2 separate regions of the Homo sapiens genome follow, and region 1 is linked to region 2. A link is a loop called in an ENCODE intact Hi-C map of the cell type or tissue named here. Cell type or tissue: heart right ventricle. All regions are shown on one strand. Each heading gives the region's core, and the rest is flanking DNA. Links, peaks and the distances in the headings are about the cores only.

Region 1 (5,386 bases), core at 171-5,170, 160 kb after region 2:
CCTTTGGATCAGTGCTGTGATTCACTATATCATTGCTGTCTGGATTGACATAGAACTTCTGAACTGATTCTTTTCGGATGTATTTCTGAGATTCTTTCTCCTTTCTGAATTCAAAAGACTGAAAGAACAGCTAGAACTCTACTGTTAGCAATATGATCATTAAACCACCTGGAATGCTAAGTGACACGTAGCATGTTTTATGGGCAACGAAGGAAAATAAAAGATTACTGCCGAGAGATATAGCCTCTTTTTATGATTGAACAGGAATTAGTATACACATTGGAGGCAAAACTGTTACCAAGAACCTTTGTCAAATAACTAAATTTAGTGACCAAATACCAGGTGTCATCTAAGCAAGAAAAACTGTTTCATAGTAAAATGATATTCTTTTTCTGTTGTTAACCTTATGTCCCAGAAATACTTAGTCAGCTAGAATATTACAAACCTTTATATGTTAAGGACTGCCTTTTTATTTTAAAATGGAGTATAATAGAGTTAATAATATATGCCTCAAATATACTTATAGACATGGATTCTCTCATATGTGTACATCATTGTCAGACGTGGAGATGCCCATCAATGTATCATAAGAATAATCTGCCTGAACTGAAAATTGCCTGCTAGTCTTAATCCATGTTGATTCAGCTCTTTTTATACTATAAATGCTTGCCTAGGTTCAAATACTTTAAATCTACCAATTAAATACTTAAAACACTTTATTGAACATAGAACTGCTATCATTCAACACTCCAGTTTCATTAATCAGCCCAGAAATAGGTAACTCACCACCATTCCCTGATCCTAAGTACATTACCACAGTGACTGACATTCCTGGTTTAAAAATAAAATCTTGTTTCAAATATAGCTTCCCGAGTTCTGGGTAATGAATATAGTTTCATAAAAGTTGACATCATTTCTTCTGATTTCGCCAGAATTAAATACATCCAGTATGCCTCCTGGATATCTGACCACCATATCACTCAAGGCTCTCACAACCTGGTGGGCGTTTTAAGGAGAAGGAGAAACAGACCTGCATAGATGGGGTTAAATCCAAAAGATATCTAATCTTGTGGTTAGAATAGTCGTTGTGTTTATGTGTGTTCAATATGCCATTCAGAAGTTGATTTTTACAGTTCATTTATCAGTTGGCATGCATACATTATGCAGATTTGCTTATGAGGAGAACATTAATATGTACATGTCCAGAACTAGTAAATGCATTATGCTTGGAAGCCAAGCAGTACTCCCATACACTGTTCTTCTTAGAGGTCAGTTCTAACGCATGCTGTTCCAAATAGACCCAATTTCTCTGCTGATATATATTCAAAATGCAGTAGGATGTGGTCATACACACCCAGAAATACCATCTTCATGAGGTGGGGGTGGTGAAATTCAAACATTTTTTTTTTAGCAATGCATTATTGGATATCAGGTACAAACGTGCCTGTCAGCAATTCTAAAGCAAATGAAATAGATTTATTTGAGTCCATCCATTATACAGAAAAGATATTGCTTTACTAACACATACCTCCTCCTCCTCCTCCATTTTGGGGGGACTCTCCCCACCTCCCCCCAAAAAACTCATCACAGTTCACTACGCAACTGATGGAGTATTAAACACTGTCTTCCAAGCTGTGGGAGTTAAAAAGAAGTCGCCTTCCTGCCACACTTCCCCAGTGCTGCAATGGACATAGCATCTCCTCCTCTATCGACCTAGTATGATGCTCGCTCCCCAAGCACTGCAGTCCCCTCGCCGAGGATTGCCTTGGCCACACGCACATGCAGCGGGAAGTCCCCCGATAGGGACAACCACATACCTTTGCTCTCCATTTCGGTCCCTTTCGAGTGCTGGGAAGTTCAATGGAAGTTGGCCGGAAGATGTGGGCCCGCTTCAGATTCCCAAATCTGGGAAGCCAATCTGATGATTTCGCCCGTACTTCCTTCCTTCCCCTCAGGCTTCCTGAAAGATGGGATTTCTTAAACCTTGAAGCTGCAATCAGCCACCAAAGGACACTTAGGAGCAGCAGCAGATTGCCTCTACAGGGGATACGTTGCGACGCGCATCTGATACTGAAATGCATGCACAGTGCCCGCTCAGATTTTTTTTTTTTTTTTTTTACCTGGGTCTGGAAGCTGCAGGCAGGAGCTGTCCTCCGAGCGTGGTGCTGCAGGTGTAGTGACAGATCATCCCACTTTGCTCTCTGGATGCACAGCAGATTTGCATGGGCGCTGGCACGCATGCGCAGGGCGTCCCCCCTCCCCTTTTCACCGCCTCCCGCTCCCCCGCCCCCTTCGCCTCCCTCCCCAATACGGTCCTCAGTTATCCCAGCTGAGGAGCTGTAGCATTCGGTCACAGGGAAGCGCTGCTAAAAATAAACGCCGGACCGGATTTTCCTCTGCAAACTAGAAAATGGATTGGACTAGTACTGCGTGCATCAGGACGAATTACTGAAGTCTTAGAGGAGGCTAGTGTCTCCAGGCAGGGTATGGTTTTATTCAGAAGGCAGGGAGGAGAGATTTACGAATCGTTTTTAATGTTCACAATTTGGGTTTCTCTTTCTACTTGCTGCAGTAACTTTCCAGCTGTCTGCTTCCCTCTCCTCTCCCCACTGACTTCACATTGCTTGTTATATTCCTGTATGTGTTTTGTTTTGTTTTTCGAGAGTGGGGTGAGAGTAGTTATGGAGCTGTCAAAGGTTAATATTCTCTCGCTTCTTTGTTACTCAAACTCAGTGTTTTCCTGCCTGCCTCCACCTCAAAACTGTTCCATGAGCAGGCTCCAAGGCTTCTAAAGTTCTTCAAAAAAGCCACTGAGGATATTTTGAGGTGCTCTTTTTAGCTTTTTTCCAACAACCTGCAAGAAGTCCCCAAAGGTGGGGAGGCGTCTTATTGATAATAAGTACTTCCAAAAGCAATACCTAATCATTTTTGTGAAGTTGCAGGGATAGAGTATTTTTCTTGTACAGAGCTCTAGAGGAAGATGCAAAACCACAAATCTCTTGAAGTGCTACTTTCATATCAAAATATTTCTAAAGCCCACACTGTATTTCGTTTATATGCAAAATGTTTAACAGGAAAAATTGTGTTGTATTTACTACCTTTTTTTTTCAATAGTCCAGATTTTCCTGAGGTGATCATCTCTCCTTGAGAATAATAATCTTATTCTCCAGAAGTCCAGAAAACTCTGTTATCTGAAATGGTTAAGGAAGGAGATGTGCAGATTAGTCACATACTCTACTTCATGAAAGATCCTTCCACAGTAGGCTTCTAGTCCCAATTTTCAAAACATTGAAATATAATAAAATGTACTCCCAACAAGAAACCTGGAGTTGTATCTAATTTAATCTTTTTCTGGTGATTCAGAGGGCATCCTTTGATTTTTCCAATGCCTGAGGGCCATGATTACAAATATTAACCACGGATGGTTCAGCCAGACATGGACATTATTAGTGGAGGACTCCCACTAATGAACTGCTGTGGGTCAGCAACGCCTGGATCCATTCAGCATTTAGGAGTATCGGATTGCAGAGGCCACAACCTAGGGCCTACTAATTTTTAGGTTCTCCAACTGTATGCCAAAGTACGTGTTTGGAAGAATCATAAAATTCAGGATTTCTTTTCAATGTTGAATAGGCTTAGGAAGTAAGCTTAGGGTGGGAGTAGTGTTGCTCCTTAAGAACAATAGTCTATTTCATTGAGATAAATAATTTCTGCTCTTAATACTGCACCCCGTTACATGTTCTTTCCTTCTCAAAGGTTTTAGAATAGGAGATATCTTTAGAATGCATCTCTATGTACTCTTCATATTTATTCTTTTACAGACGGAGAAACTAAAGGCAGGGGAGGAGTGGCACTTGAAAAGAGTCACATGGTGAACCAGATCTGGGCTCAGAACCTAAGTGTCATACCTCAAAGGCAGAGGCAAGCCATCTATAGTCCAGAATGATTTTTCATATAACTGCCTTCCCATTATCTACAGTGAATAAGAACAGGGAGAACCTTCTAGTTCATAAATTATCATTATTTTTATTCATAATTTTAAGAACCCAGCTGCTTTATTAAATAGAAAGCAAATCAAATTTAATGCAAAATTTGTGTTCTGACATTCAAGATCTTTCCATTCTTCTCCAAGCTTAACTCCTAGACAACAATTGCTATTATCCTAAACAAACCTCAAGATTGTTTTTAAACCAGGGGAAAGTGGGATCACAGACCCCCACTACCACAAATTATGCAGTCTAGTTTCCCACGTATGGGGAAATTGCAGGGGTCAGCACATCTGGAATGCAATTGATAAGCCTTGACTGGGAAAACAACCTTCTTGCTCATGATAGCTCCTCTGTCAAGATTTTTCTTACCTTTGCTTACATAGTCATTGCTGGAATATCTTGACCTCATCAAACCACTACCTACCACAAGTATCTACAAATTCAAATCTTATATTTTCCTCTAGATCCATCTCCTTCTTACAGTCTTCCCTGATACTCTTAGTCTGAAAATATTCTCTACCAAGAACACTGATGATCCGCTCACTAATGATTCCAAAACTGATGAGTTACTTCTCTTCCATCACTATTTTTTATTCTGTACCAGAATGATTTATGTATATATCTTGTTCCTTTTTCCCACTCATATTTTTAAATGGCCTCCTTTTACTTCAGTGTAGTCTAGAGTGTCCTGAACATAGGAAACAATAAAAATGTTTCATGAATTAATAACATTTAGCATACATGTTTTTGTGTACTTTACTATGTGACATTAACTACAATCACCATGATAACAAAATGATGATAATATTGACCTAACATTGCTCAGAGCTTACTATGTGCCAGGTACTATAAGGATTCTAAATGTTTAATGAATATTATCTTTATTCATTAAATAAGCTATATGAACATGCAAACGGCCAATAAATATATGAAAAAAAGTTCAACATCACTAATCATCAGAGAAATGCATATTAAAACCACAAAGAGATATCATTTCATCCCAGTTAGGATGGCTATTATCAAAAGACAAAGAAAATAAAGCACATGCTAGTGAGGAAGCAGACAGAAGGGAATTCTTATGCACTGTTGGTGGGAATGTAAACTAGTACAGTCACTATGGAGAACAGTATTGAGTTTTCTAAAAAAAAAAAAAAAAAAAAACTAGAATTACCATATGATCCAGCAATCCCACTACTGGGAATTTATCCAAAAGAAAGGGAATCAGTATATCAAAGAGATATCTGCACCCATATGTTTATTGCAGCACTATTACAATAGTCAAAATATGGAATCAACTTAGGTGTCCAACAACAAATGAATGCATAAAGAAAGTGGGGTACATATACACAATAAAATATTATTCAGCCATAAAAAAGAATGGAATCCTGTCATTTGCA
Region 2 (5,386 bases), core at 153-5,152:
TATTTTTAGTAGAGACGGGGTTTCTCCATGTTGAGCAGGCTGGTCTTGAACTCCTGACCTCGGGTGATCTGCCTGCCTCAGCTTCCCAAAGTGCTGGGATTACAGGAGTGAGCCACTGCGCCCTGCCGACCATGTGTAGTCTTATTGGAACATCTAGAAGTTCCAGATGCTCCACTTACCTCAGGGATTACATTTTTTCATGTCCACTTTATGCTTCGGGGACAGTATTCTCAGGAAGACTTTCCAACACAAGCCAGCATTTAAGGCAGCAGGTGATATGTGATATGTCTAATGAATTGCTTTTGGAATTGAATCATTGTCTTTCCTACTGTACAAGCTTTAAAATACTTGGTCTTTGGGGTCTCCACACCATCTGCACACTTAAAGAAATCCAAGTGCAACAGAAACCAGTGATCACAGTTCATGATCACATGGAGCACTGTTCCCAAAATGGGCTATAGCAAGTTGATGTAGCTTCAGTGCAGCAATGAGCTTGACATTCTGCATTCCACTGGGTTTGGAATTTTTTAAATGTTTCTGTGTTTTGGTATTCAGAAACAGCATCTCAGGACTGAAATGAAAGATTAGAGGAGAATGTATTTATAGCACAGAATTCCCTTAAGAATGTAAGCTCTTGAGACAAATTGCATTGGTTCTAATCTACTCTCCATTTACTGGCTGTGGGACTTTCCCACACCTTTGTTTCCTCTACATAAAATAGGAATGCTGACATTACTACTGATCTCAAAACTACTGTGTGTATTAAATGAGGTTATCTACATAAAACATTTTGAACAGAGCTTTTTCACTTGGTGAATGCTCAATAAATATTAATCACTGTTTATTAACTAAAAATTTAGCAAGTTTGAAAATTCTCTGATTAATGCATAGACAAATCATGAGATGACTTTAAGCATATTTTGGTAATATAATGAGAGTTCCAAGAAATAAACTGGCTTAAAGCTTAGTGATCCTTCACCTATATGTTTAAAAATCTTATCAAATTACTACAACTTAAAAGTGATAGGTGAAGTTGAAGATGCTAAGACAAATCAAATTCTTGCATTCAAAATAATTTGCATTCTATCAGAGTGCTAATAATAGCAAATATTAGTTGAACACTAAATTATAGGCACTGATGTGAATTCGCTCATTTTATCTGTGTCAGAAATAAAGTTACACATGGCGTAACAATGTTTCAGTCAACAATGGACTGCATAATAGTACAGTGGTCCTATAAGATTATAATACCATATTTTTACTGTATCTTTTCTTTGTTTACATATGTTTAGATACACAAATACAGTTGTCTGTAGTATTCAGCCCAGTAACATGCTGTATAGGTTTTTGTAGCCTAGGAGCCATAGGCTATACCCTACAGCTTAGTTGAATAGCAGGCAACAGCATACAGCCTATTGTATAGTGGGCTATACACTACAGCCTAGTTGTATAGTAGGCTATATGATCTAGGTTTGTGTTAGTATGCCCCACAATTTTCACACAAAGACAGAACTACCTAACAATGAATTTCTCAGAACATATCCCTGTCATTAAGAGACGCATGACTGGGCCGGGCATGGTGGCTCACGCCTGTAATCCCAGCACTTTGGGAGGCTGAGGCAGGCAGATCACCTGAGGTCAGGAGTTCCAGACCAGCCTGATCAACATGGAGAAACACTGTCTCTACTGAAAATACAAAATTAGCCGAGCATGGTAGCACATGCCTGTAAACCCAGCTACTCGGGAGGCTGAGGCAGGAGAATCACCTGAATCCGGGAAGCAGAGGTTGCGGTGAGCCGAGATTGCGCCATTGCACTCCAGCCTGGGCAAAAAGAACGAAGTTCCGTCTCAAAAAAGCAAGAGAGAGGCATGACTGCATATGAAGCAGGCATTAGTAGTATCATATTTCATAGGTAAGGAAACTGAAATAAAGAGCATTTAAGTAACTTGCCTCCGGTTACCAAATCGCTCTACTAGTTAGAGCCAAATTGAGGGATCTCAGTTTCAGACTCAAGGAATCTGGCCTCAGACTTTACTCTCAATCACTGCTCTGTACTCTTTCTATAGTGCTTCATGAAAATCATTCTAGCAGCATGTGCAAGATAAAAGAAAAATAAGAGATCATGGAGATAGGAAGACCAGGTATTAAAATGATCCAGACAGAAAGAAACAAAGGCCTCAAATACACAATAGCCATAAGGCTGGAGAGTATAGAATAAATGAAAGAGATATTGGAGAAAAGAAGCTAAAAAGACTTGGAGACTACCTGTGGAGAGCCTGGGAAAATTTGCAGGAAATGTTAGAATTCAAATAACTGTATTTTATGGATGCCCCTGGATAGGGCACATGCTTTTGTTTCTCTAAAGTCTACAACACTGTCTGTTGTCTCTTTGGCCCATCCCAGTCTTTTAATCTCTAGATTTGTCCGTCATAATATTTCAAATGGTATTTCCAAACCATCTCCTAGTTTCCCTCAAACAAGAACATAGACACTGAACAATTTCACAGTTGTATGACCAGTATTTTTCTAAAATAAAAATTACTTTTTACCCTGAAAATTTATAATTATAAAATTTATGGCTAAAACTATTAAATATAAGAACCAACAACACTAACAACTACCAGAAAGGCCACACGATGGCAGCAAAGTATAGGGTACAAGCAGCAAGAGCCGGCGGCCTAGAGGGTGCTATGCACTGAATTCTCAGATTCCGTCTATTCTCTATTGAGTTCATACATATTAGTCAGCAGCTGTAATGCTAGTAACATTATCTCCACACAGCACCTCACACTTTACAAAACTCCCACAGATACTTTCTCTCGTCTACTTCTTACCACCACTCTGAGAAGTCAACAGGAAAAGGATCATGCTTTGTGTGGAGGATAAAGATGGAAGTTTTACTCCAGGTACTAGAAGCACCTCAGAGGCTCAAAGGTGAGACAAAGATCAAAACTTTGTCGTTGTTTCTTTTAGGATATGATCTGGGGAAATATAATATGAATGGGAATACTCTACCTTCAACTTTAGTGGGGAAAAAAATCTAAGGCTTTTTTAATAGAACTGGGAATTTTTTAAGGGGTTGGGGCTGTAAGTTATTCCTCACCGAAGTTGGAGAAAAAAAAAGGGAAAAGATAAGGAAAGGGAAAGGGCTTTATTTTTTTAAGTAACAAAGGCTAAAAATTTTCTTAGAGATTATTATAGAAAGCTTAACTGGAGAGAAATATGCCTGGGGGGAAAAGCATGTATCCTCCAAATGGTGCTTGCATTCATTTTCTAGGGCGGCTTTAAAAACCCACTACAGACTTGGGGGCTTAAAACAACTCTTCTGGAGGTCTGAAGTCCAAAATCAAGGTGTCCACAGGGCTGTGCTCCTTCCAAAAGCTCTAGGTGAGAATCCTCTCTTGACTTTTTAGCTTCTGTTAATGCCAGGCCTTCCTTGGCTTGTGGTGCATAACTCCAATCTCTGCCTCCATTTTTACATGGTCTTCTCCATGTGTCTCTTTCTTTCTTTCTTTCTTTCTTTCTTTCTTTCTTTCTTTCTTTCTTTCTTTCTTTCTTTCTTTCTCTTTCTTTCTTTCTCTCTCTCTCTCTCTTTTCTTTCTTTCTTTCTTTTTTTCAGAGTTTTGCTCTTGTCGTCCAGGCTGGAGTGCAGTGGCGCGATCTTGGCTCACTACAACTTCCCCCTCCTAGGTGCAAGTGATTCTCCTGCCTCAGCCTCCCGAGTAGCTGGGATTACAGGCACCAGCCATCATGCCTGGCTAATTTTTGTATATTTAATAGAGATGGGGTTTCACCATGTTGGCCAGGCTGGTCTTGAACTCCTGACCTCAGGTGATCTGCCTGCCTGGGCCTCCCAAAGTGCTGAGATTACAGGTGTGAGCACCATGCCCCGCCCTTTGCATGTGTTTCTTATAAGGACACTTGTCATTGGATTTAGGGTCCACCTAGATAATTTGGATTGATTTCATCTGCAGAACTACATCTGCAAAGATCCCTTTTCCAAATAAGATCACATATACAGTTACCAGGGTTTAAGACACGGGGAAATCTTTTAAGGCCACCATTCAACCCACTGTAGTGCTCTTGTGACTGTACTTCCTCCTGCCAGTGGGGAGCTCATGCATGTACACATTATGGACTCCTACCCTTCCGTGTGTTTAGTTGCCATAGAGCAATAATATCTGATCTCTGCTCCAAAATCTGACACCATTTTGCTGTATCCTCTCCTTGGGTTGTCTCCTCACCTGTAAAATAAGAGAGTTAGACCAGCCAATGGTCACAGTCAAAAGCGTTCTTGGTCTAAGAGGAAATGAACAGTAAGGCTTCAGAGAAATGAAAGCATTCATATTTTCTGCCAATTACTTGTCATATTATAGTGGAATCAGCTATCTTATCTCCCTCATTAGTTTTGAGAGTGTTTTTGTTAATTTTTACGTTTTATTAAATATCTGCCTATTGTGGATATTTAATAAATCCTGAGACTATAGAGATGGGCAAGACAGAGTCCTTCTGCCAGGAAATCCATAACCCAGTAGGAGAGACAGATACATAACGTTATCACTGTGAGGTAGTGTTCAAGCAGTAAGGAGAGATCCTTTGCATACATGAGCATAGAGCCCACGTGACCACTCTAGGCTATGGGTAGACTCAGGTATGAGATAACATTTATTCAACCTTCGAGAACCAACTTAAGGGTGTCCTTCATAAAAGACCAACTTATGAAGGGCACACTTACGTTGGTTCTCCAAAGTTGAATAAATGTTATTAGCTGAGCAAAACAGGAGAAAACAGTACATGCGGAATAATCACCATGTCTAAAGATGCTAAAATGTGAAACCAACTGGTTAAGTGCCTTGGATAAAGTACAGCGATGAAAGGTAGAAAAAAAATATTGTCTGCAAAGATAATCTTATGTGAACACTTGCTTTGGGGCCAAGCATCATAGCATATGCCTTTGTATATTATATAATTTCTCATAACAGCCTTTGTGGTAGAATGTCAGTGTAGGTTAAGCTGTGCTGAGGTAACAAACAACCCTCAAATATCAGTTGCTTCATCTAATGAATGTTTATTTCTCATCCACACATAGTCTGCTGTGGATTTGAGTCATTCCTCAGGACAGTTGTCTTCTGTGTGTAGCCTCAGCATTCTATCTCCTTAATTTCTAAGGAACCCTCGTATTCCTATGTTTTCACATTCAGCAAAGGAACGTCTGGAGAATTCAGTACCAGTAATTAAATATTTATACACAGAAGTGACATATAGCTATTGTGCTTACATTTCTTTTGCCAAGCAAGTCATTTGTACACACCTAACTTCAAAGGCCAGGGAAAGATAATGTCCAAAATTAGAGGAGAAGCAGGTATTGGGGAACTGAAGTAAGAT

Evidence for each region. Peaks named below come from ENCODE experiments on the same cell type or tissue, not always from the same donor. Only the 100,000 strongest peaks of a DNase experiment are listed, where the experiment ranks them.
Region 1: it touches region 2 in a loop (4-fold over the local background); 13 of 110 quality-filtered maps call a loop at or near these places.

The regions. Positions count from the first base shown.
Region 1 is chr3:192,725,364-192,730,749 of GRCh38, forward strand. It overlaps FGF12 (fibroblast growth factor 12), which reads right to left and starts at 2,178. Exons shown (of 6, transcript NM_004113.6): 1 at 2,121-2,178; 2 at 1,818-1,960. The coding sequence starts at 1,830. It overlaps LOC107986056 (a long non-coding RNA gene), which reads right to left. Exons shown (of 3, transcript XR_001740579.2): 3 at 2,360-3,191. It also overlaps the pseudogene RNU1-20P. In heart right ventricle, for the core only: no CTCF peak of the experiment used is centred there; DNase peaks (open chromatin) are centred at 1,807 and 2,268; H3K4me3 peaks cover 2,880 bases; H3K27ac peaks cover 3,316 bases.
Region 2 is chr3:192,564,237-192,569,622 of GRCh38, forward strand. All of the region lies in intron 2 of FGF12 (fibroblast growth factor 12), which reads right to left. LOC124906319 (a long non-coding RNA gene) reads left to right here and starts at 2,765. Exons shown (of 3, transcript XR_007096220.1): 1 at 2,765-2,935; 2 at 3,279-3,388. RefSeq lists an enhancer at 2,746-2,795. In heart right ventricle, for the core only: a CTCF peak has its summit at 2,634 (motif pointing right); a DNase peak (open chromatin) is centred at 2,665; H3K4me3 peaks cover 609 bases; H3K27ac peaks cover 759 bases.